2 separate regions of the Homo sapiens genome follow, and region 2 is linked to region 1. The links are chromatin loops, found by intact Hi-C in ENCODE. Cell type or tissue: K562. All regions are shown on one strand. Links, peaks and the distances in the headings refer to the core of each region. The heading gives the core; the rest is flanking DNA.

Evidence for each region. A loop is a pair of places that touch in the nucleus more often than their neighbours do. Peaks named below come from ENCODE experiments on the same cell type or tissue, not always from the same donor. Only the 100,000 strongest peaks of a DNase experiment are listed, where the experiment ranks them.
Region 2: a loop joins it to region 1, with 8 times the contacts of the local background. A loop is called at or near these places in 14 of 110 quality-filtered maps.

The regions. Positions count from the first base shown.
Region 1 is chr10:122,555,678-122,570,168 of GRCh38, forward strand. DMBT1 (deleted in malignant brain tumors 1) reads left to right here and starts at 5,077. Exons shown (of 56, transcript NM_001377530.1): 1 at 5,077-5,154; 2 at 10,290-10,319; 3 at 14,485-14,491. The coding sequence starts at 5,094. In K562, for the core only: CTCF peaks have their summits at 10,192 (motif pointing left) and 11,582 (motif pointing right); DNase peaks (open chromatin) are centred at 10,184 and 11,564.
Region 2 is chr10:122,272,858-122,288,357 of GRCh38, forward strand. It overlaps BTBD16 (BTB domain containing 16), which reads left to right. Exons shown (of 16, transcript NM_144587.5): 2 at 2,183-2,242; 3 at 3,934-4,082; 4 at 10,994-11,067; 5 at 13,248-13,391. The coding sequence starts at 2,225. Among named protein-coding and RNA genes, the nearest start is that of BTBD16, 9.3 kb to the left of the region's middle. In K562, for the core only: a CTCF peak has its summit at 6,969 (motif pointing right); DNase peaks (open chromatin) are centred at 4,184 and 6,964.

The DNA of each region.
Region 1 (14,491 bases), core at 6,376-14,375:
TGAATGAGCAGATGAATGAACAGCATTATCCTTCGGCAAACACAGAACTCACTTGAACCATCTGTGCAAAGGGGCCTGGTCCTCCTCTTCCAGATCTGCCCATGCTCATCCAGTCAATCAATCTGCAGACCTATCTATCTATCTATCTATCTATCTATCTATCTATCTATCTATCTGCATATATATATATATCTATATATACAATTTTTTTCGAGATGGAGTCTTGCTCTGTTGTCTAGGCTGGAGTGCAGTGCCATGATCTCAGCTCACTGCAACCCTTGCCTCCTGGGTTCAAGTGATTCTTCTGCCTCAGCCTCCTGAGTAGCTGGGACTACAGGCATGTGCCACATTCCCAGCTAATTTTTTAGTATTTTTAGTAGAGACAGGGTTCGCCATGTTGGCCAGGCTGGTCACAAACTCAAGTGATCCACCCACCTTGGCCTCCCAAAGTGCTGGGATTACAGGCATGAGCCACCGTGCCTGGCCTGAATGCAGATATTTCTTGAGCGTCTACTACTATGTGTGAAGCATTGTTCTAGGTTCTGAGTATACAGCAATGGATAAAACAGACAAAAATCCCACCTTGTATAGCTTGCATTTTAGTCAGAGCAGACAGGCAAAAGAATAAAGAAGTGAAATAGAAGGTGGCCAGATGGTGAGGAGTGCCGTGGGGAGAGGATGGGAGTGTTAGGGAGTGCTGGGGAGGGGCAGTCGGTAAGGCTGCATGGAGGCGGTGCTATGTGAGAAAATCTCTGGAGGAGGGGAAGGAGTGAGTCTCCAGACATTTGGGGAAAAAGTCTTCAGGCACAGGGAGCAGCAAGTGCAAAGGCCCTGGGGCTGGATGATGGTTACAGGGGGCAAGGGGGAGAGAGAGGCAGGGGTATCTTGTGCAGGGCCTTATAAACCATGGGAGGGCTTTGAGCCTTACTCTGAGCAAGATGGGAGGCATGCAATGGGATTTCTGTGTGTCAGGGGTCCCTAGAGGGCTGTGTTTGTTGCTGGAAGATTCCGCGGTTGGATGGCATCCTGATGAACGTGGAGCTCATCTGTCCTTCAGATGGGGGGCAGCAGCTGCCGTGAGTGCTGTCCTGGACATGGTCTCAGCTCTGTGTGTCATTTCCCTTCTCTGGACCTCATCGTCCCCAGCTGGAGGCTGAGTGGTGGAGGAGAACTGGCTCGTCACCAGCCCCCGTTTAACCACAAGACTTCTTTCTGGGGACCCCTGGACAGCATGGGTGAGCCACTCACAATCCCCACCTTCAAAGCCATTGCCTGCTGAGCACCTGCTCTGCTGGGGCACTGGGATCACAGAGGGGCAGCAGGAGACAACGGGTCTCAGCTTGATCCTCAAAGCCCAGCAAGGAGGTGTGGGGCAGTGGGGGGTGGGGGGAGTGAGTGAAGGAGGGTAGGAAGGGGTCCCCTTATAACCCGATTGGGAAGACCGGCTCTCTGAGCAACAAAAATGAGCGACATTATAAATATCAGACATACAATGTCAAAAGATTGTTACAACGGTAACGATGACCAGCAATTATGGTGTGCTACTCAATGAGGGTAAAATTAGAGTTTGGGGTCAGACTGACACCTGAAGGGGAGCCCTGGTCACACAGATTACAGGATTCAGGGACTGGAAGGCAAACAGCAGCAGCCGGAAAGTGCTACAGCCCCGACCCTTCCCACCAGGCTCCCCGTCCTTCTGTCCCCCTCGTCTGTCTGTCAGGTCACAGGGCTCCTGGTTCAGAAATCAGAGACCCCTCAGAGGTGGGAGGTGGGAGGGGCCCTGGGCTGCCTCCCTGATCTCCGTCTTCCTCTGGCTTCCCAGGGCACTGGTCTGTGGGTAGAAAGAATCTTTAGAAGAAGGAGAACAACGGGCTGTTTTGGGAAGTCTGCCTGGGACCCCAGCTCAGCTTCGTGGCAGGGATGTGTGCCTGGCAGCCCCAGGGGCCCTGCTGGGCCTCTCAGTGCCCTGTCTTATGAAGGGAGGTCTTGGCTTCCCACAGGTAATCCTCAGCTCTGACGGCAGGTGGCCCTAGGGGAGGGGCCTGGAAGGGGACTCCCTCACCACACTCGGGAGCATTCCACTGGCCTGTTTTATGTTTTGGGGCTTCCCCATGAATTCCAATTTAGGAAAGGATTCTGTAGCTTTAAAAAAAAAAGCCATACATGGCCGGGCGCGGTGACTCATGCCTGTAATCTCAGAACTTTGAGAGGCCGAGGCAGGCAGATCGCAAGGTCAAGAGATCGACACCATCCTGGCCAACATGGTGAAACCCTGTCTCTACTAAAAATACAAAAGTTAGCTGGGTGTGGTGATGCACGCCTGTAGTTCCAGCTACTCGGGAGGCTGAGGCAGGAGAATCGCTTGAACTTGGGAGGCGGAGGTTGTAGTGAGCCGAGATTGCACCACTGCACTCCAGCCTGGGCGACAGAACAAGACTCCGTCTTAAAATAAATAAGTAAATAAATAAATAAATGGCCACATATGATCCAGGGGGCTCTTCCCCATAATGACCAGTCCTCTGGTGCTGGGATTTAGGGGCTTGGTCCCACCTCCTGGAGTGTGCTGTGGGGGTGCCGCTGGCTTAATTGCCTGGGGAAGGTGCTTTGCAAATGGGGCCCGGGCGCCGAGTCTCTGAGCTTTAATGGGCTTATCTTGCTTCCTGTTGTTCTTCATGGCAGTTCTGGGGTGAATAAAATGGAACTTTGTGGTTGTGGTCTTCCAACCCCTGCTGTTTAAGCAGATGCTTCTAACCAGTAGGAAGGGGAAGATGAGGGTCCTCTGGCAGGGGCTGCTGCTGGAGGAGGTTGTCCCCCTGAACCCTTCTCTTAGTCCAAGGAAAGACCTCCCTAAATGGTGTCTTATGAGCCACAAAATGGCCTTGGGACAAGATGAGGCACCTGACGGTGAAGGCTGAGGTCCCACACGGTGTTGGCAGGTGGCCCTCAAGCCCATTGTCTTCTGCCCGCATGCCCAGGACCGCCACATCCTTCCTGTTCCACTGACGTCACCCATTTCCCACCTGGGATGCCTACCTGGGCTGGCTTTGAAATGACAGCTAGGCTTCACCACTTCCTTCTTCCTGGTGTCTCCTGAACAAAAAGCTCACAAACCTTATTTTCTCAGGATCTTTTCTGCTAACCACCATGGGCAAAAGATGCAGTCAAAACAACAAAAACGGGGAGGTTACGCAGTTCAGAAAATCCCACACATTCTCAAGAAGGGTGTCCCCGCCAAGCTGAGAGATACCTGGGACATCATGCTTTCCTGGAGGGGAAGGCTCCCTGCCCCCATTCCTGTACAGCCGGGAGAGTCGCTCCTGTTCGTCATCCCATCTTCTCGCTCTCATTTGCTGGGCTGACCTCTGCTGGTATTTCAAGACTGTTTGGTGCCACCCTCTCTGAGAGATGGCCTCCCTCATCTGATTTAGATGCTTTTCTTTACCTTCTCATAGCAGCTTGTACTAATACTTGCTACCCCCTGTTGAAATTGTCACCAGGCAGGTCTGTCTCTAAGACCAGACAGTCTGCTTTTGTCTTGGAAGGACACTTATTACCCCTTCCTGTTCACAGGTATTTAGTATTCTTACCATCATCTTTCCCTGCTGTGCTCCCGGCAGACAATTCTAATCTGTCATGACACTCTGATGATCCCAGACCCAGCTGCATTATCATTCTCAGTCCAACACTCCAGGAACCAAGGGATCACAATCCACTTCTAAGAGGAATCCAGCATGTGCCTGGTCTTGGGCATTCCCTGGTAGGTGAGTAAACCTGTTCTCTCGTCACCCAGTGCTTATCAGTTGCTGATCTGGCAGTAGGAGGATGAAACACAGTGAGCCTATTCTGTGTTCCTGTTCTACTCAAGGGGTGAAGAGGCACCTGGAAACAACAGGAAGAGTTGTAGGATTAAAAAGGACATCCAAGATTAAATGTAACTTTCATCTGGATGAAGCCAAAGGCAGACTTCCAGCCCTAAATTCTGACTGGTGGCTGACACAGGACATGGGTTCATGGTACCCTTCTAGAATGCAGCATAGACTACTGATGAACAGTGCATGGCAAAGAAGCCAAGTGTCATTTCATGGCCTCAGCCTCTCAGCTGAGAAGCAGGGCACAGCTCACCCAGGCTAGGAAAACAGAGGCAAGTCCTGGAAAGCTGTCTGCTTTTAACCAAGAGTTACTGGCCATCAAGTGTCTTGGTTAAAAAATAAGTGTCAGGCAACCTTCTTGGTAGAGTGTGTTGGGGGGCATTATCAGAGTCTGGTAATGACTTCTGAGGGTCCCAAAGAGTGAAGTGATATTTACATAGCAAATCCAAGGAGGGGGATTGTGTGCAATATAGGTGGAGGTGGGGGCAGGTTTTGTGGGTTTGCCAAGCTCCAAGGGTCATACAATGTGCATGTCAAGGACAAGAAATCAAAGCCATGTGAAATGGTTGGAGGTGGTTCAGTTTGAGGTCATGTGTTTCTCAGCTCCTGTTGTGGAATTAGTGTGAGACCCAGAAGACTGTGGCCAAAGCTATTATGGACCCATGGTCTCCGTGGAATCATCCCTCATGACTTCTGCTCTCTGATCACATCCACACTCATGTCATCCTCGTTCTTCCAAGGTGAGGTTACTAGTACTGCACAGGGGCTGATGAGAGCATGTCCTGCCAGGAAAAACCATCCCAGAGATGCTTTCCCCCTTGGCACTGTGTCCTGTATTTGCTCAGCAGCCCACATCCTGTTCTTCCCCAAACCTTGGGGCAGACTTCCCACAGGTGAATTTGAACTCCCCAAGATTAAAATCAAGCCCGTATTCAGGAAACACTTGGGAGTCCTTGAGGTTCACCGAGAGGGAAGTTGGAAATTTTTCACTTATGTCAGTGCGTTTGCAGTTGGGCAACAGCCAGATTGTTCATATGGCAATCAATCAAACACACCTAAGTTTTTTCCACATATTAGCCATCGACTGTTAGCAAAAGCCCTCACTTCCTTTATATTGATTTATAGCAGCAGTAGAAATATACCACCCTAGAGGACACACCTCCTTTTAGCTAGGTACCTATAAATGTCCAGGATTTTCTATTCAATTGAGAAGAACCCAGCAAAATGGGGATCTCCACAGTCATCCTTGAAATGTGTCTTTTATGGGGACAAGTTCTATCTACAGGTATTACGTTTAATTATTATATTCATTAATTTCTCTCCTGCAGACCCAATCATGGCAAATTATATCTACTACTTTCCATTACAAGGGAAGTTTTATATCAAAGAGTGGGTAGCACTTTGCTGATAATTGTAATTGTTTGCAGGTATTCAGGAGGAATGGCTCTTTTTTGTTTTATTTCTGGCTGAGAAATATAAATGGTTGTAGTTAGAAAAAGCCAGTCATTAAGTCAATGTTTTCAGTAAGTCATTCAACTAAAGGAATGATTGATTTGTCTTAGAAAAATCCCTGAAGTTTAGGAAAGGTGGATGTGTATTATTAAGAGGCCCTTAAACTTTGCAACAATTGGTTAAACACACAATTTGTGTGCTATGAAAACGGGCAGAAAGGATTCCCACTGCAAATGCCCTTTATGTGGCTTCTTTCTACAGGTGTGTCTGGCTTGATGGCTAATATTTGCCGAGCAAAATCAGGTCAAGTAATTGAGCGCAGACAAGATCATTAAGATTCCAAGTTTGTCTTGGAATTCCAAGTTTCTCTGTCATGCACAGCTTTAAACAAACACTTGAAGCCCAGTCACTCAAGCATAGCTGTATGTTCTTAGAGAGTCAGATGATAAACGTGAGAGAGCCGTCGGTAGCGCACTCTGATTGCTGCATCTCAATGGCATTTTGCAGAGATACTAGAGGAACAAGTGATTCTCAGTTTGCCTATTTTGTCTCTCTCTTCCTGTCTCTCTGCCTCTCTCTCTCTCTCTTTCTCTCTTATCTATTGTGTAGTTATTATCATCTTTTCTCTCCCCTCTCTCTCCCTCTGTTTCTGTCTGTCTGTCTGTGTTTCTCTCTCTCTCTGTATCTTTCTCTTTTTCCCATCTTTTGGGCAGATATCACCTTTTCTTCCTCCTCCTCCCTCTGTTTCTGCCTCTGCCTTTCTCTCCCTGCCCCCCTCACTGTATCTTCCTGTCTTTCTCATCTATCAGGCAGTTATTACCTTTCCTCCCTCCCTCCTCCTCCTTCTCTGTTTCTCTCTCCATCTCTCTTTCTCTTTATTGGGCAGCTATTATCACCTTTCTCTCTGTCTCTGTCTCTCTTTCTCTTCAACTATTGGGCAACTATTATCACCTTTCCTCTCTCTCTCTATCTGTTTCTCTTCATCTGTCAGGCAGCTATTATCACCTTCCCTCCCCCTCTCTTTTTCTCTCTCACTCTTTCTCATCATCTATTGGGCAGCTCTTATCACTTTTCCTCCCTATTTCTCTCTCTCTCTCTCCCTTTGTTTCTATCTTCTTTCTACCTTCCTTCCATCCCTTTTTCTTTCTCTCCCTCTCTTTATTCATTTCTTTCTTCCTTCTTCTCTTTTATCTTTCCTACTGCCTTTTTTTTCTTTTATGTCATCTTTTGCTAGATTTATGAATTTCAGGATACAGGGTAAAAATCACCTAATTTTCAGGTAACTTCTGGAACTGTCACTCTCCCCCTAGGCTCAGTGGGGGAAGCTTTGAAGATTAAGGTTCATCTGGTTGGTTGCTTTCATGAAAGCAGCACCCCCAAACCCAGCCCTCCCACCCAGGTGGTAGGGAGCAGGCCCACCCCCTGTGATGAGTGTGTGGAGGGACTGGGGGCCACCAGGCCCAGGACCTCAGGGGAGTGGAGACTGGGCATCCTCATCCTGCCTCCATCAGAAGCATCTGAAACTGGGAGGCTGCGTCCTCAGCCCCAGCTCTTGTCAGTACCGAGTTCACCCTCCAGATTGTCTCTGAACCATGACATGGAATTCACATCAGCCACTGTAGACAGGGAGTGAATTGCCTCGTCTTTATCTACAAAGAAACAACAGGCAGCAGTGCTCTTGGATTGAGGACATTTGTAGTTTGCCCATGATGTTATGTGCATGCATATGGACAGACATGCACACATGTGCATGCATGCCTGTGTTTGCCATTCAGAGGTGGGAATTCATGCTCTCTGAAGTGGACCTGTATTCTCTTATTTAAATCTTCTAACATTGCTGAAGTTAGGAACAATTATTTCCACATTTCAGATGGGGAAACTGAGGCTCAGAAAGGTTATTGGCTTGTCCAAAGACAGCACTGGTGAGTGGCTGGGTTAGGGCTTGAATCTGGATCAAATTCACTAGCATTCAGATGACAGCTCTGGCCCACTGGCCCTTGCTGCTCCTTGCAGGGAACTGAGGTGATGAACTGAACTGTGGCATCTAACTCAGTGCTTGGAGCCTGACCACAGAGCTTTGCGCTGGAAGTACCGAGGTGGCAGGCACCTGTCAGCTCTGGTCTTCATGCAAACTCTTGAGAAAAACTCAGTATGCCCAGGTTTGTGCTGGGCAGGAAAGGCTGTGGTACCCACTGCTAGCCCCAGCAATGCCCCTCCTCTGCCACTTGCCTGCTGTGGATCCTCTGTGACCCTCAGTTTACTCATTTATAAATGGAGGTTATGTTCCAACCCATGCAGTATCTGGCACATAGACAGAGCCTCAGAACCATTTAGTGTTACTACTCTAGACATTTTCCTCATGTTTTATCCAAAAGCAGCTTCCTAAAAGTAATGTGAGCTCTTGGATTGGATCCTGCAACAGAAAATGAAAAACTGGTGAAATCCAGATAAAGCCTGGAGTAAACTTAGTAGGAAGGTACCAGTGTTTGTTAGCATGAGAATCACTTGAACTCAGGAGGCAGAGGTTGCCGTGAGCCGAGATTGTGCCACTGCACTCCAGCCTGGGTGACAGAGTGAGACTCTGTCTCAAAAAAAAAAATTAATAAATCATTTTCCAGAAGTGATTCTTCTCCCTTCAGGCAATTTACCACCATTCCCACAATGGCAGCTGGAGTAACCTACAGCTATGTGGTTGATTCTTGGAAGACTACAGATTGGTCTCAGTATGTGCAGAAGGGTCTATTCAAAATGTGTGGACACAGCAGAACCAGGAACAACTTCAATGTGGTGTTCCATGCTGTGGATGAGCCTTGTCAAGGCTCTGGCTGGATGAGTTCGACTGCCATGGGATTAGGCAGGATACCTGGGACCTGGCAGTGGGAATTGCATGGTGTCAGGTAGACTGTGTTTAAATGGCCGAGTTTTGAATGGAAGGCTCTCTTAGGCACATCTATCAGCTCGTTCTTGAGTGTGGGAGCAGGGATGGCATGTCAGAAAAGAGGTGGGGATGTTCTGGTACAGAGTTCCCTAGTTTGCTATCTCTGTTGAAAGAATGTTGTGGTTTCTATTGCGAGTTTCTTCTTCATTTTCAGGGATGCATAGCCACATGGTTTCAGTGGCCCCCTTCCTAAGCCATCAATATGAAGCAGGGCAGCTGGGGGAGCCCATCATGGAGCTCATATTCAGGCTGTTGAGGCAGGTGAAGATGTTCTCTGACATACGGCAAGTCCTGTCACTGGCCTGTTGGTTCCATTAGAGAAATTCAAATCTCTGAACTGTGACTGTCACTGCTCTCAGGACCCACATTTACAAAGAATCTGAAGAGCCGGGCATGGTGACACATGCCTGTAGTTCCAGCTACTCTAGGGCTGGAGGCAGGAGGCTCGCTTGAACCCAGGAATTTGAATCTAGCCTGGGCAATAGAGCAAGACTCTATCTCTAAAAATAAAATAATAATCTGATAATTTTGTCAAATGCCTTAATCCTCCTTTTACCAGGAAGTAAAAAGAAAAGGAATAATGAAAGAAAGTATGCTGGAATTGTTAATAAGAATTTAAACATAGCAGACCTTTTTGTATCACATACATTTTGGTATATAAACATCATAAAAGACAAAAGAATACCATCACATGTATTTTTTTTTTTTAGCAAAATAAGATGGTTGAAGTTCTTGTTGCAAAATATCATGTGATGAAATCCCTATCGAAGTGTGTAAGAGTACTGTATTTTATTTTTGTCCTTAGAATTGTATCATTGACCCTGGATTCTTGAATTTGAGAAATTCATCTAGGATATCATCATCTGAAGACTCATAGTCTGAGATTTCTGTTGTACAATCAATTCTACCATTATTAGTATCTGGAGTGCTATATCTTGTCTCTATATTCCTCTTCTGGTTCATCTAATTATTGCAGAAACATCTTCCCTTGTCAGTTTTCTTCTCTTTGCCATCACAAGTAGAAAATGAAAAAATTTGAATTTTTAACTGCATTCAATGAAAGCTAAAAACAGACTATGAAGAAAGTGTCTCCAATCTTAAAAAAAATCTTCTTGAAAGATAATACAATACTTTGGGCATGGAAGAATTATGACTTATTTCACTAGTTCATCTTCCTTCTAGGCAACTTCACCATTCTATCATTTTCTTACTATTTAATAATTGATGAATAATGATGCAATACTTTCTTGGATGATGAAATAGTGAAATGCTTCAAGACATAGGAAAAATAAAATCAGAAGCCAATAATGAATCTTGGATTTATAAAAGGATCTAATGGATCCATATGGTGATTACAAGATAGGATGAGTTTTATCCTTTTTTTTAAATGAATAAATACTCTCTCTGATCTTTGAAAGACCTCTAAAATATATAAAAGTTGTTAAATATCAACACTCACGAGTATAGTTAGAACTGCTCAAAAAGAAACTCAAAAGCTACAGTTGAGTCCGATGGACCTTGTCTGGCCTCACTGAATATAAAGATCCAGGGATCTCTAGATTTCCATTTGCTTCAAGATGGAATAAAATGTTTTCAGGTTATGAGTCAGAAGGAACAGAATATCTGACATTAACATATTTTCTTCTTTAGGGGTCATCTGAGTGGCTGTTGTCAATGCCAGCTATACTCAAATTTCAGACTGGACAACGAGCTTAAGCTGTCTTCTCTTGTCCAGCCCTTCTTTCCAAGCATAGATTACATCCTGTCACCATAAGCTGTAGTGTTAGGGGCCTAGTAAAGAGACATATGCTTCATTACATCTAAAATGATTGAGCTCCTCATATCCAATCCACTTGCTTTAATCCGCTATTGCAGAATTCATTTAGCAAGAACGTCGGGGACACACAAACCCAAGATTGAGCCACAGCGCCCTCTGGTGTGATTGTACGGTGAAGCTAAAGCCAATTTCTGTGACTTGTAGGAAATCATTTCTAAACAGTGTTTCTAAGACGAATTTGTGTTCTTTCCAGGTGGGTGGATCCCAAGGACTACAGACTACGGTAAGACCTTTTCTTCACTCCTCTTCCCTGGTGGGGTTGGCCAGTTCTCCTCTGCTACTGTTGGCTAGTTGAGGCTGAGCACAGCTGAGGTCACAGAGCAAACGCCTGCCTTGTCGAATGCAGGAATGCCGGGGGGACAGGAGACGTGCGTGCCAAGACCTGGGGCATGTCTCAAGTGCACACTCGGCCAATCCCAGCTGTCATTCTCCTTCCTCTTGCTCTCTGACTCTCAGTCATTTATCAGATGAGGTTAGTTTCAGTTTGGTGTGAGGAGAGATAGTTGAAAATAAAGGTCAGTACCTTTTCTTTTTTTTTCTTTTTCTTTTTTCTTTTTGAGATGGAGTCTTGCTCTGTCACCAGACTGGAGTGCAGTGGTGCAATCTCAGCTCACTGCAACCTCCGCCTCCTGGGTTCAAGCAATTCTCCTGTCTCAGCCTCCAGAGTAGCTGGGACTACAGGTGCGCACCACCACGCCCAGCTAATTTTTGTATTTTTAGTAGAGATGGGGTTTCACCATGTTGGCCAGGATGGTCTTGATCTCTTGACCTCGTGATCCACCCACCTCGGCCTCCCAAAGTGCTGGGGTTACAGGCATGAGCCACTGCGCCCGGCCTACCTTTTCTTTTCACTAATAATGACAGGTATCTTGAAGATAACTAACATCTACCAAGCACTTGTTATATACCCTGCATAAAATGATTTTCATGTATGAAATGAATTGATATATTTTTAAAAAATACTTAAAATACCACCTGGCACCTAATAAGTGCTCAACTAATGCACATAGTGAGTGCTATTATCATGAAATCTTTCCAAGAACACTTTGAGGTAAGTAATACGATTATACCCATTTTGCAGATGGGAAAACCAGGGCACAGTTAGCTAATTTGTCAATATTTCTATGTCTAAGATCATGTGTCTGGTGAGTAGCAGGGCAGAGATTTGAGGCTAGGATGGGTGCCTCCTCTTACCCCTGCCCTGGTCTTTGACTTTGGCTAAATGTCCCTGCCTCTCCAGTGAGAATGTGCAGAGAACTTTGTGCCCAAGTTTAATTTTTCAGGGCCTTCCATGTGTTCACTTAGGATGACTCTGCTCCTGGGCCCTTGGCCTTGTTGAGGTCAGTCCCTCCCCTTCCAGGACATGACTTGAGAGATCCAGAAATGGCCTGGGAAAGGCAGATTTCTGACCAACACAGAGCAAGGGAGAGGCTGAGGCAGGGAGACCGAGCACTCTCCTGGAGGGACCATTCACAGGGTGACCAGGAGGGGGCGCATTGCCCTGCTGCACCTCTAGGTTCATCTCTGATCCAGAAGAGTTGCAGATGGCATAGAAGGTAGGGTGTTTTGCTCGTAAGAGGGGCCCTTCCGAATAAGGCCTCAGGTCTGAACAGGCATCTCCATGGATTATGTCCCTGAGACTGGGGAAGGACAGAGCATGGGAAGTCCAGAATGTACTTTGGGGATACCCTGAAGATGGTCCAGCTGGCCTTTCCTCCCTCTGGGAGGAAAAGCAACCTGCCCCCTCCCTTTGCATCCCATTCCAGCCTCTCACTCTGTGACCACAAGTTTCTCATAATCTCAAACTCACCATTGAAAAGCCACACCCAGGATCTGGCTCCTACTGTCAGGACGGTGGGCTGCACCCCTCAGGACCTGTACCTATTTTCCTCACACCATCAATACAGCTTACCCCAGTGGGTGGTCTAGTGGCATCACGTCGGGCAGGAACATGGTGCTTATTGACTTCCCAGCATGGCCAGCTCCATGGTGGGAAGCAGGCTCAATTAGCCCCTCCCAGGAGAGGAGGCTGGAAAAGTAGGTCGAGGCTTGCTCTTGGACTTGATCCTGATGGGACTGGAGAGTGTACTGAAGCATTTTGAGCAAGGAATTGAATTGAATATATTTGTACTTTCTAAAGATAAAACTTGAAAACCACCTGGAGACCAGTGAATCCTCTTAGTATAGAAATGGGTGCAGAGTAAGCACTCCATCGATGCTGATTGAATCAATGAATGTGGATGGACTAGAGAAAGGAAGAGCAGACACTGAGGATTCAGCTGGGAGGAGGCCAGGTTCAAGGGGATGAAGGCTTATCCCAGTGAAATGGCAGTGGGAACGACACGGAAGGAATGACCTTGGTGATGTTAGATGTAGGATGTGAGGAGAAGGAGGAGTCGAATATGATGCCCTTATTCCCAGCATGGTTAATATGGAGCATGATGACATCCTTAATTCAAACGGAGGGAAGAGGCTGTGTTGAGTTTGGGATGATGTGGGGGGTAGGATGGCCAGGAGGCCACTGAAAATGCTGGTCTAGAGCTCAGGGCTGGGCTGTCAGGGCTGAGTCAGAACCAGAGAGGTGGATTTGGGGGTCTTCTGGAAAGTTCTCAGAGTACATGAGGTTCTCCAGGGGGAAAATACAGAATGAGAAGAGGGCAAAGAGAGAACATGGAAGAACAAGGATACTTAAGATCCTGCTGGGAGAAAGATTGTAAATAAGCAGGGTGGTGAGAGGAAGAAGGAGGAGTGAGGAGGGTAGGGATGCAAGTCAAGGGGGCCGAGAGCACCAAGATAAAAGCTTCTGGCTGTGTCACTGCAGGTCTGCCTCTGAGGCTGGTGAATGGAGGTGACCGGTGTCAGGGCCGGGTGGAGGTCCTGTACCAAGGCTAATGGGGCACTATGTGTGATGACAGCTGGGACGCCCAGGATGCAGATGTTGTCTGCAGGCAGCTCGGCTGTGGCTATTCCATGTCAGCCCTGGGCGGGGCCCACTTTGGTCAGGGCTTGGGTAACATTCCCTTGGGTGACTTGCATTGCTTGGGAAGGGAGTCCTACCTGTCAAGCTGTCCCCACAGCGGATGGTACAACCACGAATGTGGCCACAGGGAAGATGCTGGTGTCATGTGCTCAGGTAGTGTGGATATCACCTTGCTCTGTGTATCTGCAACTCTGAGTCAATATTACCACACATAAGTATGTGTGCGTACATATGTGTGTGCTCTACAGCTTACCTGCTTTGCAGTAAGTCATGTCTTAATTGATATTGGAGGGCAGGTGGTACTGGCCCTTTTCATAGACAATGAAGGTCAAGGGATCATCGGCCAGTCCTTCTAAAGCTGGATATAGTGGAGGCAGGCTTCAGTCTCACCCCCCAGAGCCTGCTGATGCAATCACCTCATGGAGTGGTTTTGATGAGCAGCATCACGACCACCCCCGGCCTGGGATACCAAATATATATCTTCCTAAGTGGCAGTTTCTCCTCCTTTAAAAGCTGACGAGGATGGAGGAACTGCTGGTCCTTAAAACATAAATGTATACCAACATCAAATTGAGGAGTGAACCAAAGCATTCTCTTTATTTGGAATTAAATGACAAATAAAAGCTACTTAATATCCTCAATGGAAAAGAGAACTTCTCCTGGACCCAACCCAGCAAATCCCAGTGTTGATTTCCTTTGTTTGCGTAGTGCCAGGAAGTGTGTGGACACCAAGGGGTCCTTTAGTTCCCAAAGAAACCTTCAAGGACACTGTCCCATGGCGTGTTCCCCAAAGAGGAGTTTGTGGTTAGAATGTTCACTTCTAGAGCAACTCTGGCATTTGCCGTATGGACTGGACTGAGCCCATGCCACCATGCATGGGATGTACCCTTGATAATCCAACCAGCAAGTGGGACTGGACTCCCCAAGGGGACATGGTCCTCCATGCAGCCACTTTGTGAGTGATTTATTTCGGCATTCTGAAAAGGTTGGTATTCTTTCGAAACCACCTTTCTTTCTAGTTGAACCATCTTATCAGGAGTATATCAGTGATGGTGAATGTTTGTCATTTGAGGGTGTGTTTTAGCTATAGATACAGCCAGTTGTCATTGACATTGGATCTTGTGACTAGGATGGGGCTATGAGTGGACTTGGTGATTTTTTGAATACAGGTCGTGGCAGCAGAGGAGGTGTGGGGAGGGTAACAGGAGCAAAGGATGCTGGTGTGGCATCCTAGCCCAGCCTGGGGCCATTTCAGTGATGGAGCGATTGGCACATAGTTGGCTTTTAGCAATGGAGGGTGCCCTTAGGCCCTGGCTTCCAGTTCTTGCTTGAGAGCTGAGGAAGCCAGGGACCAGCCCTCCCCAAGCAAGGGCTACCATCAATGAGCTCTTCCTTTTCCACCTCGCAGCTTCACT
Region 2 (15,500 bases), core at 3,377-11,376, 290 kb before region 1:
ACCCAGTAGAAAATTGCGGAAAACCTATGATTAGGCAGTTTTCAGAAAAGAAAAATTAAACAGCCAATAAATAGATAAAAGAATGCTCAACCCCACTGGTAGCCAGGAAAGTTCAAATTAAAGTAAGAATCTGAAACCATCTGACACTCACCAGCTTGGCAAAAATAAATACGATGATACTACCTAGTACTAAAGATGTTGTGAAAAAAATGACAACACTTATAAATTGGTGATAGGAATGTTAATTGCTGCAATTTTGGGGCAAGTGAATTGGTATTAACTATTTCAATTGAAGATACAGATCTCTGACATAACTATACCACTTGGAAGACTATTTCATAGAAATAAAAACAGCAACACAAAGATATATATATATATATATATATATACACACATACATACATATATATACAGATGCAGATATAGGTAACATGTATAGATATATGTATACACACATGTACACAAACTGCCATAATAATGTGTATGCATATTGTTCCCATTGTTTTTATTATGGGAATAAAATATAGGAAATAACCTCAATGACTTGGCAGAGGAATATTTTAATAAATAATGATGCATTCACTGTATGAAATATTATGCGGCCAGAAACAGTGTCTCATGCCCATAATCCTGGCACTTTGGGAGGCCAAGGCAGGAGGATTGCTTGATATCAGGAGTTCAAGACCAGTCTGGGCAATATAGATCAGTCTGGGCAACCCTGGCTCTAGAAAAATTAAAAAATTAGCCAGGTGTGGTAGCGGACACCTGTAGTCCCAGCTACTGGGGAGGCTGAAGTGGGAGGATCACTTGAGCCCAGAAGATTGAGGCTGCAGTGAGCCTTTATCACACCACTGCACTCCAGCCTGGGCAACAGAGCAAGACCCTGTCTCAAAAAAAGAAAAAGTGATATTATGCAGCTATGTTAAATTTTTCTTTCCTGTCATTGTATTGGTTCACTAGTTACAACAAGCATATATTATTAATACTTTTGCAATTAAAAAGTCCAATTAAGGCAATTAAAAGGCAAAGAAAAACCTGTCTGCCCAAGTGGAATGGAAATTCTATGAGGCAAGGATCGTGTGCATTTTGCTCACTGCTGTCTCTCAGAAACGGCTAACGCCTCTCTCCATATGGCGACTGCACAGGAGATGCTTGTTGGTGAATGGATGAACATAGCCATGGCTGTGATGCAGGTGAAGTGCTGTTTGGGGAGCAAAGGGAGGTCAGCTGAGGTTCTTGGTCATCAAGTGCCGTGGCTTCTGCTGGTTTCACCAGCTCACCCACTTCTCCTCTTCTCTGATGTTGCTCTGGGGAACTACCCAGTCCCCAGTGCACGTTCTTGTTGGGAGAATTAGTCAAGGTGTCTGCCCTCAGGGGCCAAAGAGTGGGCCCCTGAGCTAAGCCAGGCCAGTTGGGGCCTCTTGCTGAGAATCTGGATTGAAAAGAACCCTGCATAGATGGACTGTGGGAGAGCCGACTCATGCTGGAGGCAGCGCCTGACAACAACAGCCACCAACTCCTGGTGCGTGCCACCCAGGTCCCTGCAGCTGCTTCCTGTTCTTTCCCGGAGAGTTCTCCAGTTTCCTTTTGAGTCTATGAGACCCTCCTCTCATCACCATCCTTCCAATCAATCTTAACCTCCCCGCAACCCCATAATCAAATGGGTTTCTGTTGCTTGTAACCCAACAGCCCTGATAATGTTCAGAGATAACTGGAAAGTCCTTGCACTCTTCCTCTTTCATGACCCTGTAAGCTAGGGTGACCATCAGTCTACAGAGCTCCAGGGCAGCCCTGGCCTACAGCCATTGTCCAGGCCTAATTATTAATATCATCCCTTTAGTCTCCTCGTCTGAATGATCAATTATGTGATCAGCCTACTTATAGCTATCTTTTGGTCTTCCTCACTTTGGCAAAGGATTATCTTCTGTTTTGCTTTATCTGAGCCACTTTCCCAGAACAATAGCAGAGATCTCTCTATTCACCTGCTTACAAAAAAAACAAAAAACAAAACCAAACAAAAAACCCCAGCAACAACAAGATATTCTCTTGATTGATAAATAACCCACATTCGAGGCTTATTCATTATTGTTCCTGTGGCAAAGTATAGATTCTTTAGGCCAATCTCCTCCATAATATTTTGAAAAGTATGGAAAATGTCACCTTTACCTCTTTTGTCTTCTAGGTTGCTTGTCTTTTCTCTCCTGCGTAATTTCCACTTTCATTCATGATAATGTCGAACACGGTGAGTAGATCAGTTTCTCAAGAAGGTAGGTGATGAGAAGAAGCATTTGCTTATGGTCATTTTGACAAATTTCCACAAGGGGCTGGGTTCTGCACCACCGAGGACCTCAAGCATTATTGGCTGACTCGGCTGGAAAGAGCGCGTCCAGGCAGCACCGTCCAGAGGGCAGAGAGCAGGCTTGTGGTCTGAGCTGACGATGTTTTACTTTGACGTTTTACGTGACAGCCGGACTACATCTAGACTCAGATTCCACAGTTTTTAATCACCCACCATCTTCTAGGCACTATACTAAGGCATATTTCCCAAACTTTATCCTACTTTATACTTTTTACAGCATTGGAAACAAGATGATATCCCCACAATCCCCACCATCGCCATCCTCACTGTCGTTGTCACGATAACCATTACCGTCACCACCACCACCCATTATTTCCATTTTACACATGAGAACTGAGAGCCTCAGAATGTTAAGTAACTTGCTCAAGGTCACACAACTAGAAAGTAAAATTTGAACTCATATGCTCTAGTCCGTGGCCCATGGTCTCGTCACCTCTCCATTGGTGCCCTGGGTGGCTTGGGATCAATGACATCCATTCCTGTGGGTCCCTCCTCGTGCTTTTTTCCTTGCTAGGTTGCTTTGAGCCTTCAGTCTAAGGTTTACATCCATGCTGGGTATCGTCCTTCTTTTTTATGTAAATTGCTGAATTTCCCCTGGAGCCTCAAGAAAATGTCTAAGACTGAGCAGTTCTGCTCCTGGGCATATAACCAAAAGAATAAAAAGACAGGTGTTCAAAAAAAAACTTGCCCATGAATATTCACAGCACTCTTCACAATAGCCAAAAGGTATAAAAAACCCAAGTGTCCATCAACTGATGAAGGAATAAGCAAAATGTGGAATATTTACACAGTGGAATATTATTCAGCCTTAAAAGAATGAAGTACCAATACATGGATGAACCTTGAAAACATTATGTTATGTGAAAGATGCCATCCACAAAAGGCCACATATTGTGTGATTCCACTTGTATGCAATACCCAGAACAGGTGAAAACATAAAGTCAGAACATAGGGGCTAATCTGAGAAAGCAGGTTAGTGGTTGTCCCGGGCTGGGGACATGGGAACAGGGAGTGACAATTTAATGGGTATGGAATTTCTTTTGGGGATAATGAAAATGTTCTGGAATTAGGTAGTGGTATTGGTTGCATAACGTTGTAAATGTTCTAAATGCCACCAAATTGTACACTGTAAAATAGATACAATTTTATGTTTTGTATATTTTACCACCATTAAAAAAATTCCTTGCCCAAGATCTCCACAGTTTAATATCTCTTTGTATGACAAGTTAGGATACGTACTCAAAGGACAGTACTTAAAGCCTAATACTATCCCTGCCTGTGGATTCTTCAGAGAGCTACCTGCAAAAAACAGTCTTTCTCCTTGACCTCTTACCCTCTGACACCTCTTGTCCTAGATCCTAAATTCCAAATTACTTTGTAGCTTGAGATCCTTGGTCTATGGAATACAGTGTCTTTGCCTTGAGTTGTCTTGTGAGAAATATTAGCCATGTTCAAAAATTAACCAGCACTGTAAAATTTGTCTTGATTTCCTTCTTGCTATACAATTTGGAAAATCTGGCATTTATGTGAAGTTAGAAAAAAAGATGTCTTCTCTTTCTTTGATTACCAAGCAGCACAAAGCTCGGCTGGAACGCCGGGTCACTGGCTCAACCAACCGGTGGCGTTTGCCCAAACAGCCTTTCTCTGGGGACCTGCTCTCACTTTCCCAGATGTGCAAGGCTCTGAGCATAGACTTTGAGGAAGCTTTGAGGAACCCAGACAGGTATGGAGACTCAAAGGTTTGTGGGAGGGAATGGCCCATTATTCCTGGGAGGGGAGGTGCCTGATGACCGGGCCACTCTGATTGGCTGCAGTGGCTGTCAAGGGCACATCTGCAAGGAAGGCTCCCTCTGGAGCCAGCTCTCAGGCATGGACAGGGTCATAAGTGACTACTACCTCTGAGAATGTGGGTGGTTACAAAAGTGCAGAGAAAGATTGAATTTTTTTTTTTTTTTTTTTACAATTTTTCTTCCCAGTGGGAACTTTGAACCCAAACAGGATTCTGAGTTTATTATCCAGGGACCAACTGATTTTTTGACAAACAAAACTTAGTTAGTCCTGGCTCAGTGTTTAGACAGCTTGTAAATGTCCATTTTCACCCAATGAATTGATCCTCTCTCAATCTCATGGCATTCCGAGCAGTAGGCTAGACCCACTTCTCCATGTGATGAGTTCTCTCTTGCCTCTCCTGGAAACACAGAGCTGGACCCTTGCCTTAGTCTGTTTGTGTTGCTATAAGGAAATACCTAAGGATCAGAAATTTATAAAGAAAAAAGGTTTATTTGGCTCAAGGTTCTGCAGGCTGTACAAGAAGCATGGCGCCAGCATCTGCTCAGCTTCTGGTGAGGGCCTCAGTCTGCTTGTACTCATGGTGGAAGGCAAAGAGGAGCCGAGTGTGCAGAGATCACATGGCAAGCGAGGAAGCAAGAGAGAGGAGAGAGGGGAGGTCCCAGGCTCTTGTTGACAACCGGCTCTTGTGGGAACTAAGAGAGTAAGAACCCACCCCTGAGGGATGGTATTAATCTATTCATGAGGGATCTGCCCTTATGACCAAAATGCCTCCCATTAGGCCCCACCTCCAACATTGGGGATCAAATTTCTACACGAGGTTTGGAGGAAACAAACATGTAATTTGTAGCAACCCTATTGCAGAAGGTACACCTCATTTCCCTGGTGCCATGGACCTGGCTTGATGCCGTTACCATCCTTAGGCTGGCAGCATCAGTCTTGTGAGCTCACAGCCAAATCAAAGTGAGCATGGACTGTACTCCTGGGACAGCACCTGGCACAGAAGAACTGCCTGCTCAATCTTTCTTCAGCGAGTAGCCAAATCTTCCCTCTCTAGAGCCACTGGCCAACACTTTTCCGTTGCCGAGTTCCTTAGTGCCAGGGCTCGGCCAGGGATGCAGGTGCTGGAGCTAGGCCTAGGAACAGAGGCAAAATGATCCCAAAAGCTGATGAGAGGGTCTGGGCAGCAAGAACTAAATCTCTGTGAGTCACTGAGCTAAACTGGAGGCAGTGGCCTGAGGGGTGGGGTGTTGAAATGGCATTTGGTGCTGGGCATTTGGACTGTTAAAAGCAGTCTATCAATGGGGCTGGAATCTCCACTTCTTCACTTACTAATTCTGTGACCTTTAGTCAGTGGCTAACCCTCTTTGGGCCTCAGTTTCCTCATCTTTCAAATGGTTATAGAGCACCTTCTTCAAGATGAAGAGTCATCTTGAGGATTAAATGAAGCCATATATTGAAAATGCTTTGCACTGTTTCTGGCAAATAGTAGATGCTTAGTAAACAGAACTATTTTCTTTATTGCCTGGGCAGCATTTTAGTAATTAATCCCGGTGATTTCATCTTGGGGTGTCTCAGCTCTGTGCTCTGCCAGTCAACACCCCCTTTATTTCACTCTGCCTCCTTGCACCTTCCCCAGTTCCTTCCTCCAGGACAACACCTTCCTCCAGCACAACAGGGGCAGAGGAGCCGGTCTTCTGGGGAGAAGCTTTTACACATCTGGCCCTCTCCTTTGTGATATTGGGAAGCTGCATGTCCAGAGGCAGCAGATACTCTCAGGTGTTCTGGGTATGTCTACTGCCACGCATCTGGTGCTCAGCTGATTCAGGATTGGTTCTGCCAGGGCACTTGGGCTCTGTTCCATGAGCCTCTTGTCCTCCTCCTGAGATAGTGGGCTAGCCTGGGCACATGCTTATCATGGTGACAGCAGAGGGCATGAGGGTAAGCCCAGGAGCTCATGTGTCTTTCAAATCTTCCACCATTTCACATTCACTAGGCCCCATGAACTGAGGCAAGTCACGTGGCCAAACTCCCAGTCAAGGGACAGAAAACACACTCCGTCTCCTTATGGAGAGAAACTTTGCAGTATGGAGGCAAAAGGTTTGGACAGAGGGAGGGATGAAGAATTGAAGTCACTGGTGCAGTCTACTGAGTATGGGAGAAACTGATGTTCTGTAATAAACACAAACTTGTCTGGGCATGGTGGCTCATACTTGTCATCCTAGTGCTTTGGGAGGTCTAGGTGGGAGGATTGCTTGAGGCTAGGAATTTGAGACCAGCATGGGGCAACATGGTGAGACCCTGTCTTTACAAAAAATTTTAAAATTAGCCAGGTATGCTGGCTTGAACCTGTAGTACCAGCTGCTTGGGAGACTGAGGTGGGAGGATCACTTGAGCCAAGGAGATTGAGGCTGCATGCAGTGACCTATGATTGTGCCGTTTCACTCCAGCCTGGGAGACAGAGGGAGATTTGTCTCTAAAAATAAAAAAGAGACAGAGAAAGAGAAACACACACACACACACACACACACACACACACACATCTTTTCTTTGTGTTCACAATAGGAATTTGTTCCATGTGATTGTGAGTAACTTCTTAGAAAGAATAAAGGGTGTGTATAACATGAAGGGCTTATTCCTGGTAATTCTTGTGAACCTTCAGGCATCAGGCAACTCTCAGGTGGCAAACTCCACTGTCAGTAAGGGCCTGGAATGCCCCATGCAACATACGTTATATCCCCCAAAGCACTACATGGCTGTTTCTGCCCCACCTGGCAAGCTGTGTTCATGTCATGGATGGTGTCATTGCTGCTTTTCCCACCTGGGGGTGCTGTCTGCTTGGACAGGAGCTGGACCAGTCTATTTCTTGAGTTACGGAAAGGGTCATTCATGATGGAAAGCTGAGGGAACAGGCTCCCAGCTTCTCGTCTATTTCGGGTATGTAATTGTGCCCAGCTGGCCAACACTTCCTTCTGCCGTGTCTGGGTTTTCATGACGCAGGGAGTTCCTGGTCAGCCACTCAGAGGTGCTGATCTTCAGGCTGCTGATCGTCTTACCTTGGTCCTTTTGCAGGCTCTGGGGCACCGAGTGTGGGAGAGGAGGCTGAGAGGAGGAAATGTTAACTTCCTTGCGAGTACTCTAATCTTTTTGTGCCTTAGTTTATGTGCAAATCACGGATACTGTCTTACAGGGTTGTGTGAGAATTATATGACATGATTCATGTAAGGAGCTTAGAAAAGTGTCTGGCACATATACGCTCAATGCACATGTGTCAAGCATGTCCCTGGGGTCCACAGGCGTGTATGGATGCGTGCTGTCATGGAAACCCAGAGATCCAGCACGGGAGGTGTGTCTCAGGCCAGACTGGGGAGGGGGCACCCCCACGAAGGCTCAGGGGGTTGTGGCCCTAGGAAAGACCCAGAGCCCTCCTTGTCCCCAGCTGGTGAGGCTGCCTAGTGGTTTTCTCCCTTTCTGCCCGCAATGCCAAGTCCATTCAAGGGTGGGAGGAGGTCATGCTTAAGAGGTAAGAATGGGAAGAAGGGACCCCTATATTTTTATATTATATTATATTATATTATATTGTATTATATTATATTATTTTATTTTATTTATTTTTAACCAGAGAGTAGTTCTGGGATAGTGGGACTAGAGAACAATGACCCACGTTAACCTAAATAACAAACAGAGAGGAGAGGAAGACTCTCTAAAAGAGGCTGATGTTTATTCTGGAACAGGCATTGCAATGCAATACCAGTGCCACTGTAAACTACGTGTATATTCAGGGATGTAAAGGAAAACAAAGGTTTTTTTGTTTTGTTTTGAAACAAGTCTTGCTTTGTTGTCCAGGCTGGAGTGTAGTAGTGCAATCACAGCTCACTGCAGCCTCAGCCTCCCAGACTCAATTGATCCTCCCGCTTCAGCCTCCCAAGTAGCTGGGACCACAGACATGGCCACCACATGCTGAATTTTTTATTTAATGTTTTGTAGAGATGGGGTCTCTCTATGTTGCCCAGGCTGGTCTCAAACTCCCGGGCTCAAGTGATGCTCCTGCCTCAGCCTCCCAAAGTATTGGGATTACAGGCATGAGCCACCGTGCCTGGCAAGACAAAGGTTTTTAAAGGAAAAGTGAGGAGGATTACATCATTGCTCTGAGATAATTATCCCTGGCTACAAGGATCCATAACAAGGGCGACACCAGTTTGAGTTGCAAGGCAGATGTCCTCGCAGTACTTTTTTTGTGTGTGAGGTTGTGATGGCCTTTGTGTGTGGCTGTAGGTTTTGCAGAGTCTTTTGTGATAGTTCTTATTATCAGGCATTCATGTGTGAGAACTCTCCCTTCCTGGCCTTCCCCACCTCTATTTGTTGGGTGGATTTTTTTGTTTTGTTTTTTTAAAGAGATTTAGAGATGAGGTCTCGCGCAGTTGCCCAGGCTAGAAGGCAATGGCTATTCACAGGCATGATCACAGCTCACTGCAGCCTCAAACTCCTGGGCTAAAGCGGTCCTCCTCCCTCACCCTTGCATGTAGCTGGGACTATAGGAGCATGATACCATGCCAGGCTCCATCAGGGTATTTAACACATCATAACTCCATTTTTATGTTGATACCTTTCACAGAGACAATGAAAGAGAGAATGCTAACTGAAGGCATGTCCTTGCAAGTTATTCCAAACATTCACTCTTTCACTCCTCCCTTCCTCTGGGACCAAGAAGCAGAAAATGGAAGGACTGGGGTCCAGCCCCAGGTCTATGTAACTCTTCCTAGTTAATCAAATTGGCATTTTGCCCTTTGGATAGTTTGCTCCAGGAAGTCCGTATGTCCATGAGAAACTTACTTCCTCTTCTTCCCCTTCTGCCTTTCTCCATCATGGTCATGACTTGGGGGCGTGAGCTCCAGCCTAACAGCACGTTCCCAGCATCCCCGCACCAAGCATTGCAATGGGACCACTGAGTCCCAAACAGTGAGACAACTCACAGATGCCATGTGTTCCGTTCACTTTTCCAGTGATCCTAAAATGAACCACAGCCCTTGGGAACAGCAGAGCCTACATGACGAATGGTATATCTTGACAAGCAGCCCTCACACCCAGGAGAAGGCAGTGTGCTCACCTCTGTTTCCCGGCATCCCTTGGCTCAGCCGATGACACTGATGTTTGTGAGAGTAGTTGAGTTCATGGACCTTGCGCCATATTTTCCAAAGTCTGTGGCTCCATTTTGGGATCACGGTCTGAACTCTTGACTCTGGCCAGCTCTTTCCAGACGTGTCACCCAAGCCACGAGGGGGATCGAGGGAGGAAGCGAGGGTGGCTTGGGTCAGATCTCCACTGCTCCTGTTGAATAAGCAAGTCCAGCTCCCACTGCCTGCCTTAGGCTGAGTCATTGGCAGCCATCCTCCCCCCTTGGAAAGGGCAGCACGTAGTTGGCAATATTCTGGACACGGGCTCCCACCCATGCTTCCTGCATGCACCCTGACCCATGGGGTCTCCTGGGATTGTTGGAGACAGCGTGGTGAAGTTGACACTGCATGACACAGAGCAGCTGTGGTCACAAATGTCTCTTGGCTGGCTGGCTTTCTGGGATGACTGTCTTTAAGCTGCGAATATGTGACTCAAATTTTGTTTCACTTCCTGGCTTAACACGATGAGTCCATGGTGTTTATCTATGTGGTCATGGATTCATTAATGAATATTGCTGAGCACCTGCATGATGGCTTGTGCCAGGGTCATAGCAGTAAACACATGCCGTATCTGTCTTGCAGAGGATACACAAGTAAACAGGCAGCCACAAGACACTCCAGAAGGAGTTTTAAGGGGAAAATCCCAGGACGGGCAGGGGTAAAGCCACTGGCCCAGCATCCCCAGAGAAAGCGGCAATGAAGTTTATTCTGAAGAATGAGTAGGAGCTTAGCAAGGGGAAAGGCGAGGAGGAGAGCATTTGGGAGAGGGAGCAGTGCATGCAAGAGATGAAAGCAGCAGTTGGCAGGTCCAGGTGCAGGCTGCTGAGAAGGGCTGGAGTGGGGACCGTTGAGGGACCAGGCTGCAGAAATATGCAGGAGCTGGTTAGCCGTGCTAAGGAGTTTGGGCTTTCCCCCAAGAGCAATGGGGAAACACTGGAGGATTCTCAGCAGGAGAGAGACAAGACCAAATTTGCATTTTGTGGGAGGCAGGCCTCCGAGCAGAGCAGGGCCGGAGGCTGGGAGACTTTGGCAGTGACTGGAGGGAGATCACAGGGGCTTAGACGAAGGCTATAGCAAGAACAGCAAAGAGAGATGGACAAATTCGAAAGATCTAGGCAAGTGATGAGATGTAACAACACTCAGCATGCTGGCTTGGGCAACTGCAGGCTGGTGGTGCCATTTCCTGAAATGAGAATCCGAGTGAGCAGGGTAGGATTTGGGGTAGATGCTAGGTTTAGTTTTTGGACACACTGAGAATGGGACCTGTATGACCTCTAAAGAAAAATGTTGGTGAGTTCACATCCCAGAAATGAGCAGAACCCTCTATTCTTTTCTCCCAGCAGATATTTACTGAGTGTCTACTATATGCTAGATAATGTTTTAGACACTGAATAAGGTGTCATTCAGGCAGCCAATTATGGCCTGAAATATCTCCTCGGTAAGGCCTACCCACAAACTGAACACAGCAATCACATTATGAGCCAGCTATCAGAAAGCCTACAGTTTTTCAGATCGGCAAATGGTGACCTGAGGAAACTCTTCCAAAGGGCGAGATATGATTAGCTTGATCAATGGGTGCTTTAAGGACATTTATGCTAGAATAATGCATGTTGTAGTTGGAGAAAAATGTCAGTATTAACTCCTGGATTTTATATTTGCATTTTCCCTTGAGGTTATGCATTTCACAAATCCAGAAGTTTTTCTTTGAGAATTTCAAGAACAAGGACATCCAAAGTGGGGAAGCAGGTGAGTTTGTGTTATCCATGGATTAAGCCAGAATGTTGCTGATTTCAGGGGCATCTTGTGGTCTTTATGGAAGGAGACCAGTCCATAAACCAGGGCGCTAGTGTATAAGTTGCAATTCTCATCCACTTCCCAGCGTCTAAGAAATAATAGGTGCCCGGTAAATATTTGTCAAATGTGCAGTGAGTGAAGTCAAGCTTGGTAAACACATTTTCATATGCTCCTCGCCATGATAAAGACAAATGTGTTGATGTCAATAAATAGCCCACACCTGTAATCCCAGCAGGAAGGCCCAGGCGAGTGAATCACTTGAGGTCAGGAGTTCAAGACCAGCCTCGCCAACATGGTGAAACCCCGTCTCTACTAAAAATACAAAAACTAGCTAGTTGTAGTGGCATGCACATGTAATCCCAGCTACTCAGGAGGCTGACGCAGGAGAATCACTTGAACCCAGGAGGAGGAGGTTGCAGTGAGCCAAGACTGCACCACTGCACTCCAGCCTGGGTGACAGAGCAAGACTCCATCTCAAAAAAAAAAAAAGTAGTCTTTGTATTGAAAGACTAAACAGAGTGCAGCAAGCATAAAGCAGCTGTTCTTTGTCTCTTTGGGCTCTAACCAGTCATGACTTGGACGTTCACAGCTGCACTTGTTCAAGAGGACTTTTCTGAGGCAGGATCAAGAATCAGGATAGGTCCTTTTTTGCTAGAAAAAGGTTCATTGAGCCTCATGAGGAGGCAGCTTCTTAAAGTGGATTTTTTTTTTTTTTTTTTTTTTTTGGATAAAGCCTACTGCATGGTGTGACTGCCTGAGATCAGAGCCAGACTCCTTTCCAAAGAAAGGCTAATAAATTCTTTTCTCTCCTTCAACTCTGAACAGGAGAAGTAGTCTGAGACCATCTCCTGGCATGAGAGAAAGAGCTCTGGATTGATTAGTGATGGCTGCCATGCATTGGCCATCCTGAAAGTGGAAATTGACATCCAGTGAGTGAATATGCTGTATCCACAATTCCGCTCCTGCCTATAATCACCCTGATGGGCTGAGACTTTTTCTAACTCAGCATAACCAGACCACCTAAGGCAATGTAATATTTGAGATGCAAACCCCCCGGAACCCCAGCACTAAACAATATCATAACATGGGTGAATAACAATAATAATAGCAGGAAGAAGAATCAGGTACCCAAGGTCACACCGTGAAACTAATGGCAAAATCAAGAAATACGTAGATGGGGCTAGTGACCCTTCAGGTCCTGTCTGGCACTCAGATTGAGGGTTCTAGGCACCTCTCCTCCCCCCAGCTCTGTACTAACAACACAGGAGCTGAGCCATGCAGAGTCCTCTCCCCATGGCCTCTTGAGCCTCACCTGGCCTGGCATCCTTGGTTTCGCCATCTGCCCTCCTCTATCAAAAAGCCTCTTCTTTTAGTGATCACTGATTTTATCCTCAGGTTAGATGCCCCTGAAGAAAGTCTTCTACAGTTTGCAAAGAGCCTTCTTTATATTGTCAAAGAGGGTCATGAGAATCCTACCCTCGTTGGTGGGCCTGCTATTGCCTTTCAGATGGGTCATGCTTTGTATTCATAGCCCAGTAGTTCTCAACAGGGAACTGGGGGGTGATTTGGCTTCATTGCGGACACTTGGCAATGTCTGGAAAGATTTTTGGTTGTCACCGCTGGGGAGGGAGTGCTACTGGCATGTAGTAGGTAGATGCCAGGGCTGCTACTGGGGATCCACAGTGCACGGGACAGCACCCCAACAGGCACGTATCTGGCCCAAAATGTTTACAGTGCCGGGGCTGAGAAACACTGTCATAGGGGAAGCCAGAATGAGGCCCCCCAAGAGTGCCCCAGACAATGTCCTCGTTCCATGAAGCTTTTCCTCATTCCCCACATTGGAGGGCAGCACAAGTGCCTCTGAAGTCCTACAGCTGTTAGCCGACAGCTGTCCTGGACACGTGACATGTCCTGGGTGACCCTGTAAGACTGGTTTGGTGTCCCCCTCAAAGCCACTAAGCCCCCGAGGCCCACACTTCACTGCTTCCTTTCTGAGATGCCTGGGGAGGCTGCTTGCCTGCTTCATGTGCTTAATGATCCACCGAGCAAAGGAGCTGGGGGAGAGGAAGCTGATGCATCTTTGGGTGGGGACGTTACTGATGTGTTTGCTCAGCATCATTTTCTGTCCTCAGATGTGATTCTCGAGTGCCTGGGCTTCAAATGGGAGCTCCATCAGCCCCAGCTTTTTCAGTCTGAGACCTTGGCCAAGCTCTACCTGAAAGCCCTGGCGCAGGGCACCACACACCCCCTGAGGGAGCTGGAGGAGCTTCTGCGAGGTACTTCCTCCCTGGCACCCAGTGCTGGAGCCCCAGTGCCCTCTAGCTTGACGGTCCCAGCTTGGAACATGGTTATCTGTTTTGAGACCACGGTCACTCTAGCAGTCAAGAGTAAGGCTCCACAGTGTTATCTCATCCCATGACAGCCTCAGTTTCCTCAAGTGTAAAATGGGGATAATAGTTCTTAGGATGCGGCTTTGAAGAGTAGAGGAGGTACTAGGTGTGAGGTTCTAGAACAAGGCCTGGCACACAGCAAGCTCTCAGTACATGCCAGTTATTATCTTTGTAATAACCCGAGTCTTGTCTGGCCAGCCCAGACATAGAGACTCTACCTACTTCTTTGAAAAGAAAAAATAGGCTATGTGGAATTTTCTGAAGAGCTTTCTGGAAGGAAGGTGGAATTCTGATATCTGTGGCTTGTTTGGCCCTAAGTATGCTGGTTTGAGGCCCACATGTGTGCATCTATTTTGTTGTTGTCTTTGCTTTTCTTTCCTCTTCTCTTCTCGTCTCTCTTCCACCTTATTCCAGAAAGAATGTAGGCCACTTCTTTCTTTGTCTCCTTTTCCAGTCCTGACCACCCCAGCCTCCTCTCACCTGGTCTCTAAGTCGTCTCCATCTGCACTGCCAGCTGCTGCTTTGGGCTACAGGTTGGCATCCCCTCGGGCTGACTCATAAGCAGGTGCCACGGAAAATTCGAGGCCCCCAAAGCCAGCCAGCATACCAGTCATGACGGACTTTCTATTTCCAAGACATGACAGCAAAGCCCTGTTATTCTAGAGCCAGACAGGCAGCCGGAGCCCCCAGTCACTCCCCCTCCCTGAGCCTGAGCCTGGAGGGAGAGCCCCACTGCCTGCGGGAATCTGACTCAGCCCTTCCCCGCTGTGCAGGCAGTGAGAGCCAGCTGGGCTCCTGCAGAACTGCAACAAGCTTGGTGCTGGCTCATGAGCCTCTGTGCTCTTCTGAAGCCTTTGTCCCAGTGTCTTCAAGGGCCAGACTGGGCTCTTCCATCTCCCCTGTACCCAAGTCAAAACATTCATCAGGCCATCAGTGAAAGGCTCTGGTGAGCCAGACAGTGAGTTCATGGAAAAGCAGGAGAATTTGGAAGTGGAAATGGAGTCATTAACGTTACGGTCTTTAACATGTCTAGAATGGGTCCCTAAAATGAAAACATTTAGCCCTGCTAAGACAGCCACTCTGATCCAAGCCTCCCTGCTAGAGGCTACGCCTGGCTGAGAGACAAGAGGGAAGGTGCAGAGATGAAATCCCAGTGCCCTGGACTGTCACAACTCCAGGGTCTCCTCGCAAGTTCCATGGACCGATCAAGCCATGGGATTCACGTCTTTCAATAGGAACAGTCACAGTCCTTCATGTGCCTTTAAAAGCGAAAATATCTCACAATGGTGGTTTGCATACCTGTCTCACGGTTATCACTTTCATGTTCTCAATATCATCTGTGTTGCTATCCTGGAACTTCTGGCCAGACCCTGGATTGCTGGACTCTGCAGAGATGCACAGGCTCTCCAGCTGCTTGATTTCCTTCCATGGAGACTGGAGGAGCAGCTGTCCTGGAGAGGACGTGTTTATTCTCTAGCGTGGAATCCAAGGAGGAAGTGGCCCACTTACTAAAAACAAACTAACCACCTTGGCTTTGGAGAACTTTGGGGAAGAGTATGAACAAATTATTGATATCTTATCCAATTTTGGGGTTTTACTCAACCTGGAGGGAATACTGAATTCCTATCTTTCACTTACTCTGACATAACTGATTCCCTCCCTCCCTCCCTCTCTTCCTTCTTTTCTTCCTTCCTTCCTATGTGGAATGCTTAGCTTATGCCAGGCATTGTGCTAGGAGCTTACCATCTGAGGGGACAGACAAGCCCAAAATGCTGGGAAAGCATGACAAATATTGTGACACATTGTAATATTAACTGCCACCTCCTGCATGCCTACTGTGTGCCAGGCACTCACATGCATCCTCCCATTTACTCCCTGCCACGGGGTGGATGGCAGGCTGGCGTGAGCAGATGGGAGGCCGTGTAGTCATACTGGAGAAGAATGTGACCCAGAGTGGAACAAGCCTGGTGCTTAGTAGGTTCTCAGTGAGTATTT